2 separate regions of the Homo sapiens genome follow, and region 1 is linked to region 2. A link is a contact called in ENCODE Hi-C or POLR2A ChIA-PET data. All regions are on one chromosome and are shown on one strand. The core of a region is the stretch at or near the end of the contact, and the rest is flanking DNA. Distances in the headings are between cores, read along the strand shown. Region 1 overlaps LOC124903847 (a long non-coding RNA gene). Region 2 has its middle 160 kb from the start of KAZN-AS1.

Region 1 (3,465 bases), core at 64-2,563, 45 kb after region 2:
AGGAAGTAGACGTCGGTGTTTCACAAAGTGTGGTCTATGGACTAGCTGTGTCAAAATCATCTGGCTCGCTTGTTAGAAATGCAGATCTCTGAGCCCAAGCCTTGACCCATGAAATCAGAGTCTACAAAGGTGTGTCTCACTCTGTTGCCCAGGATGGAGTGCCGTGGTGAGATCTTGGCTCACTGCAACCTCCACCTCCCAGGTTCAAGTGATTCTCATGCCTCACCCTCCTGAGTAGCTGGGACTAGATGTGCCTGCCACCACACCCGGCTAATTTTTTTGTATTTTTAGAAGAGACTGGGTTTCACCGTGTTAACCAGGACAGTCTCAATCTCCTGACCTCGGATCTGCCCACCTCAGCCTCCCAAAGTGCTGGGATTACAGGCGTGAGCCACTGCGCCCAGACGGGAATCTGCACTTTTAAGAGGCTGTCTAGGTCATCATTCTGATACACAACAAAGTATGAACCCTGACCCTCATATGTCCTCCAGGCTCTCAAATGTCCTCCAAGTTGGTCCCAGAATGAACAAGGCTCATCTTTGCTTACATCATTCTCCCTTCCCATTTATGCCTATCCAAACTCTGTCCATCCTTCAAGATTACCTTATCTCTCATGGCATATAAGAAGTCTTTTTTAGGCATCTCCAGCTTTCATTTGCTTTCTTTTTTATGAATCCAACATCCACAAGTCTTGCATTATTCTCTTTTCCATTTATCTGACTCTGGTCTCTTCAATGCAAATATAAGCAATAAACTCCTCAAATCCTCATTCTCTCCAGTGCGTCATTTATCTCAAGAGACAAGGAGAATGTTCAATAAACAACCCTTCCTCCAGAGTATACCCGACTCTCAAAATGTTAGCGAGCTTGTTTTAGACTCTGCTAAATAGCTCTTACCTTACCAACTTCAAGTATTGATGGTGGGGCTGTCTTGCCATTTGGAAATCACAGCTTCCTCCTAATATTTCTGTTTTCCCAAGGCTTCCCTTCCTCTGGGCATTTCCTTTTGGAGTGGTAGAAAATGGGCCCAGAAGAATTTGAATGACATTCTTCAGTTCAGAATTCATGCAAAGAGCTGTCTGGCTGCAGTAGTTTGCAAAGTGCTCAAAGAGTTTCACCTACCGATGTTCAACTTTCATCCAACATCTCCAAAGGACACTTTTCTTTGAGATTCAAAAACTTAAAGGGAAGGGTTTTAAGCTCAGCATATTCCTAAGGACCTGGTCAGGACCTTGAGAAAAGGACTTACCCCAGCTTAGACCAAAATATTCACAGGATGGCTCTGCATCTCTGTGTGCTGTTCAGCCTCTATTTCCATCCCACGAGGTCTGACTATCTTCACTAAGCTTCAATGAGCAACTGGAATTTTGGAAGCTTGCTAAAATCACATTCCGTTCTGAGGAAGTTTGGTCTATTTCTTGGCCTTATGTCAAACATTGCTATTTTTCTTTCAGAAGTCATCCATAAACACATGGACAATGAATTCATTTCAATGCATTTCCAATGATCCAGCAGGCTTCTGAAACCGGTGAGCTTCAAATGCATTCCCAGGGGTACATCTGAGTTTCGTATAACCACTCGAAATCTCTTTTCTAGTACATGTGGCATTACCACACCACAGTCTTAAGGCATGACATAATTTACTTTTGCATTTTCCGTTCATTCTTGAACAGTTCACCGAGCTCCTGGAACTCATAACAGAGATGTCAGCTGTGGATGTTGATGAAGCCCTAGGACTGTGTCGTCTTTCATCAGAACATTCTTTTAGAAGCCTTAAGAAGCATGATTGCTCTGCAGCCAAAGCTAGTTTTTTTTTTTTTTTAATTTTAAATAAGAAGATAGATCTATGGGCCTTTGAGAAAAGGATTCTCATTTTAAAAAATTAATAATACAACTTGTCTCCTCTGCTTTTCCACATACTCACACATCCCTAAATTTTAGAAAGGATATGTCTGCTGCATTTTCATTCCTCTGCATCAGCTACGGTTTTGTAACCTGGGTTGAATTCAGCATTCCTAGCTAGAAAATAGTCAGCTGAGGAAAAGACTGCCATCGTCTCTCCCACCTTGTCCAACTCAGTTAAACCCATGTCGAAAGCAGAATCTGCTTTCACTGTTGGAGGAATAAAATGCAAGCCATGATATCAACCCTACAGAAGCAGATTATATCTTGGAATTTAAGGATATTTTAGAGGGCCTGACAACTTCCTAAAATTGAATTCAAACATTTGAACATGTATACACTTGCATTTTTAGGGAGTGAAGATCCCTAGTTCTCACCAGATTTGCAAAGAGGTCTGTGACCCCAGAAAAGGTTGGAAAAAAAACAAGCAAATACGATCCTGCAGTCAAGATCAAACATGCCCATTTGCTGAACCAAAATACAGGATGCATCAGCTGTCAAGACAATATTAATTCTGAAGACAGGGAAAGGAAAGATCTGAACTCAAGATTACCCCAGTTAATCTAGGGCATATGGCTATCTGAATTCTGGGGAATGACATAAGGGAAGTCTGCTCTCCCTTTTTTTTTTGTTTTCTTTTTTTTTAATTCATGACACTTTCACTGATCATTTGGATGGCAGGGTATCGCTAAGAACCAGGATTATAAAGATGAACAGGCCTCAGGTCTGTTTTTAACAGGCTTATAATCTATGGTAAGAGGCAAGGCATTTAATCTCCTTTGCTTCTACGATTATGGCTCACATATGTTTGCTCTGCTCTAAGAAAAATGCATCAGAAGCACCTTAGGTTTGGCAGGTAGGGGCTCTGATGTTAACAGGATTGGGTAGAGAAGCTCTTGATGCTTCTGGAAACCCCATGAGAGTTTAGAAAACACGAACCTTGTCCTTCCCTCTGGAAAGCACTCTCATCTTTCCTGTCTGATCACTGAGCCTCCTCCCCAGTCCAGGGAGGAAACAATTTTTGTTGGAAGACATTAAATTGCTTGGCTGGCTGTTGTGGCCCTGGGTGAGATGAAGGCAGACATCGTTAATGGAATGTGTTGTCGCATTTTTTGGTGGATTGTTTTGAAAAGTATTTCACTGGAGAACATTAGCACAGCTTGGGCAAAAGTGCTTTGTGAAAAAATTAAATCCCCATATTTCTCTATCTCTTTCTGCAATTGCTCCCCTGATGTGCTCTCTGAAAGGGTATTTGGTAAAGGCCAATGTATTGGGGTTGACTCTGAAGGTCCGTGGACCACGCATGAGCTCAAATGCAATTGGCCATTGCTTTGTGATCCTTACCACTCAGGGCCAATGTGACAGACTCACAGCCTCTCCAACAGGCCACTTAGAAACTATGGAGAGGGATGATTCAGTAGAAAGGACATGAACTCAGGGTGGAGTGGGCTTTCTCTCCCTTTGCTCTTTCCTGATTCTAACCTATCTGGGCCTGGACAGTCATAAGACTCTGCTATGAAAAACTACCCAGTCCTTGCTGTGAAAGTCAGCAGTGCTGGGCTAC
Region 2 (3,085 bases), core at 80-2,579:
TACATATGTAACTAACCTGCACAATGTGCACATGTACCCTAAAACTTAGAGTATAATAAAAAAAAAAAACATTAAAAAAAAAAAAAGAGAAAAAAAAAAAAGAAAAGAAGGGGGAAGGGTAAGAATGGGGGAAAAATTAGACAATTTGATAGAAGCTCAGGCATTTATATGAAGTGCAAGAGACTGAACGGATGAAGAGAGAGAGGAGAGCCTGAGACCCTTCATCACGGTAGATCACAATGAACCCTCCACCGTCCCAAAACTGTCCCAAAACTGTCCCAAAACTGTATTTTGGGAAACATTTCAAGATTCTTTCTTTCTTTCTTTCTTTCTTTTTTTTTTTTTTTGAGACAGAGTCTTTCTCTTTGACCCAGGCTGGAGTGCAGTGGTGCAATCTTGGCTCACTGCAAGCTCTGCCTCCCGGGTTCACACCATTCTCCTGCCTCAGCCTCCCGAGTAGCTGGGACTACAAGTGCCCGCCACCACGCCTGGCTAAATTTTGTATTTTTTTTTTTTTTTTTGTATTTTTAGTAGACCACGGGGTTTCACCGTGTTAGCCAGGATGGTCTCGATCTCCTGACCTCGTGATCCACCTGCCTCGGCCTCCCAAAGTGCTGGGATTACAGGCGTGAGCCACTGCGCCTAAAAAAACACAGAGTTCAACTATAATTCTGGAAGAAAAGCTTCTTTTGCTATTCGTTTAATCTAGAATCTATACCAGGGAGAACCAAATGCATTGGCGAGTTAAGCTGCTTTGCTTCAGAATATTAAATTCATTTCTCAAATGTTTGACTTCATGTCAGTGGTGAGTTTGTCATCAGACCAGGCTGTGTTTAAGTCCCAGCTCTGCCTGCTACCTGTCTGTCAAGCCTCTGTGCAAGTTGCTTTTGTTCTTAGAATCTCACCTGGAATGCAGGTGACTACAACCTCGCAGGAATATGTAGAGATTAAATGATTTAATAGAAGTAAGAGAAGCTCACCTTGCTGTCTCCATGGTAAATGGTCAACACACGTTTATTGCATTGGCATCTCAATTTTGCAAAGTCCAAACAAAAGCAAAATGCAGAGTAGCTCCAAATTTGGAGGGATGGAAAGAGGAGAGGTAATCACGGGGCTGGGCGTCAGGTAGAGAGACTCAAAGGTCTGTCAGGTTATTGACATGTCCAACGAGCTGCGGGACAGATGAACAAAGGCACACTTTCAACTCGGAGTTGAAGTCACAAAGGCCGATGGTTTCTGCTTGGAGATGAGTGAAAGGTGGCTCACGTGGCTAGGCAGCATGCATGCCGGGCCCTCCTGGCTCCGCACTTGGTGTCGGATTCAGAGAGTATGCTGGGAGCACGTGTGCAACTCCACTGGGACAGTTTGTTCCAGATGTGCACAGCTGCGAGCCTCTGAGGGCTGAGGGCCAGGGCTTTCTGTAGGAAGTATATTGTGCTCCTTTCCCTTCCCCAATGGAGCTGACGGAGGCTTGCACAAGCTCCTGCTGTGCCGAGCTGGGACGGCGGCCATGGCACAGAGACAAGCACGTGATGTACCCAGGCGCTCCAAACATCAGCACCAAGACCTCCTTTTTAACAGTCCAACCCTCTGAGGCACGCCTTTGCCTTTCAGTCTTAGGAACATCCCAGCCTCACCCCCCAAGTGGCCTGGCAAGACCTCCGTCCATCACATTGGCCTGGCTGTGGTTCAGGAATCATCTGAAAGAGGCACATTCGTTGTGTTAGCCTGAGGTTCATCACCATTTCCAGAGGAGATGCTAGTAACCCCGGACATGAGACAAACTGCTTCCTTTGATGCATCCTCCTGTCTGGTTAGGAAATGGCAGAGGTAGGAATCTTTGATGCAGGGCTAGACACACAGCAGCTGCAGGGCCTTCAGAAGGCTTTGGAAAAACTAGAAGGTTTTCTCAATGACTTCATCCCACTTTACTTTGTGACAGTGACTTTGGGTGACCTTGTGCCTTTTGACTGGGTCCAGGAAATACCAGAGCTGCAGAGATATTGATCACTCTCCCCTTGAACATATAAATGGGCTGTTACCAAAGTGCAAGGTTTTATTAAAGCACAACGCAAGCGGATTTTTCTTTTGAAAATGGAACGGGGTTGTGGACTCTTTTATTCCCATTTATTTTCTGAGTTGGCTGTTATCACCGTTTTCAATTTCTACACTCCTGAAGTCGGTCTTCCTTGTGTCTTGACAAAAATTTCACGACCTCTTCCCCTTTCATTGTTTCCCCTATTTATTTATTCACTCAACAAATGTTTACTGAGGTCCTGTGATATGCCAGGCACTTTTCTAGATACCAAGGAGACAGCAGTGAGCAAAACAGACAGATATCCCTGCCCTCGTGGAACTGATATTCTAGTGTAGGAGGCACACGATAAACAAAAGAAACAAGTAAAACCTGCGGAATGTCCGATGGGGTAAGTGCTTGGAGAACAGGAAGACTTACAAGGGAGGGAGGATGGTCTGGACATTTGAGCAGAGGTTTGAAAGGGTGAAGTAACCACCCAGAGAGCACTGCAGATGGAGAGAACAGCAGGTGCAAAGGCCCTGGGACAGAGCATTTCGATGACCCGCATGGCTGGAGCAGGGTGAGCCCATGGGGACAATAGGAGAGAAGTCAGATAGGGGGATGTAGAGTTAGGTCCAAGGTTACAGCTGGATGGAGACATCATTAACTACGATCCACCTGAAAGACAGCCTGAGCCTGGAAATAGCTCCATTCTTTGTGAGCAATGCCACAAAGTCGTGAGTAAAGGACACGGGCCCGGCTGGCAGGCACCAGGCTGCTCAGCTGTGCACATTCCCACATCAAATTCTGTAGCAGTTCCTATTTGCCAGGCACTGTTTCTGCACTATGTATATAGTCGCTAATTTAACCCTCACCACACACTTGTCAGATGGGTACTGTTACTGCCCCATTTTCCAGATGAGGCTCAAAGCGGTTAAGTCGCCGTCACAGGTTTCACAGCTGGTAAAGTGAGGAGTTGGAATTGAAATGAGGCAGACGGCCTCCAGGGTGCATGCTCCCACTCATGGAGCCACATCTGCCTCCCTTGCTAACACGACAATGATACCT

The links. Hi-C counts contacts between places; a loop is a spot of excess contacts on that map. ChIA-PET counts read pairs that join two places held with the same protein, here RNA polymerase II (POLR2A). Pooled maps may share reads with other maps.
Region 1: a loop to region 2 is called in a map of heart right ventricle, with 7 times the contacts of the local background. The contact joins two enhancer-like sites. A Hi-C loop is called at or near these places in 4 of 168 maps with a recorded cell type or tissue (Right ventricle myocardium inferior, gastrocnemius medialis, heart right ventricle and 1 more) and 3 of 50 pooled maps. POLR2A ChIA-PET finds 5 or more read pairs at or near these places in 1 of 52 experiments (HCT116).

Annotation. Positions count from the first base shown.
Region 1 is chr1:14,303,137-14,306,601 of GRCh38, forward strand. It overlaps LOC124903847 (a long non-coding RNA gene), which reads left to right. Exons shown (of 3, transcript XR_007065475.1): 3 at 1-3,465. It also overlaps a transcript of KAZN not described here. Among named protein-coding and RNA genes, the nearest start is that of KAZN-AS1, 120 kb to the right of the region's middle. Within about 2 kb of position 1,314, at least 2 of the 41 ENCODE cell types and tissues checked have a DNase peak (open chromatin) inside an H3K27ac peak, as active enhancers do.
Region 2 is chr1:14,257,887-14,260,971 of GRCh38, forward strand. It overlaps a transcript of KAZN not described here. Among named protein-coding and RNA genes, the nearest start is that of KAZN-AS1, 160 kb to the right of the region's middle. RefSeq lists an enhancer at 1,426-1,925. Within about 2 kb of position 1,330, at least 5 of the 41 ENCODE cell types and tissues checked have a DNase peak (open chromatin) inside an H3K27ac peak, as active enhancers do.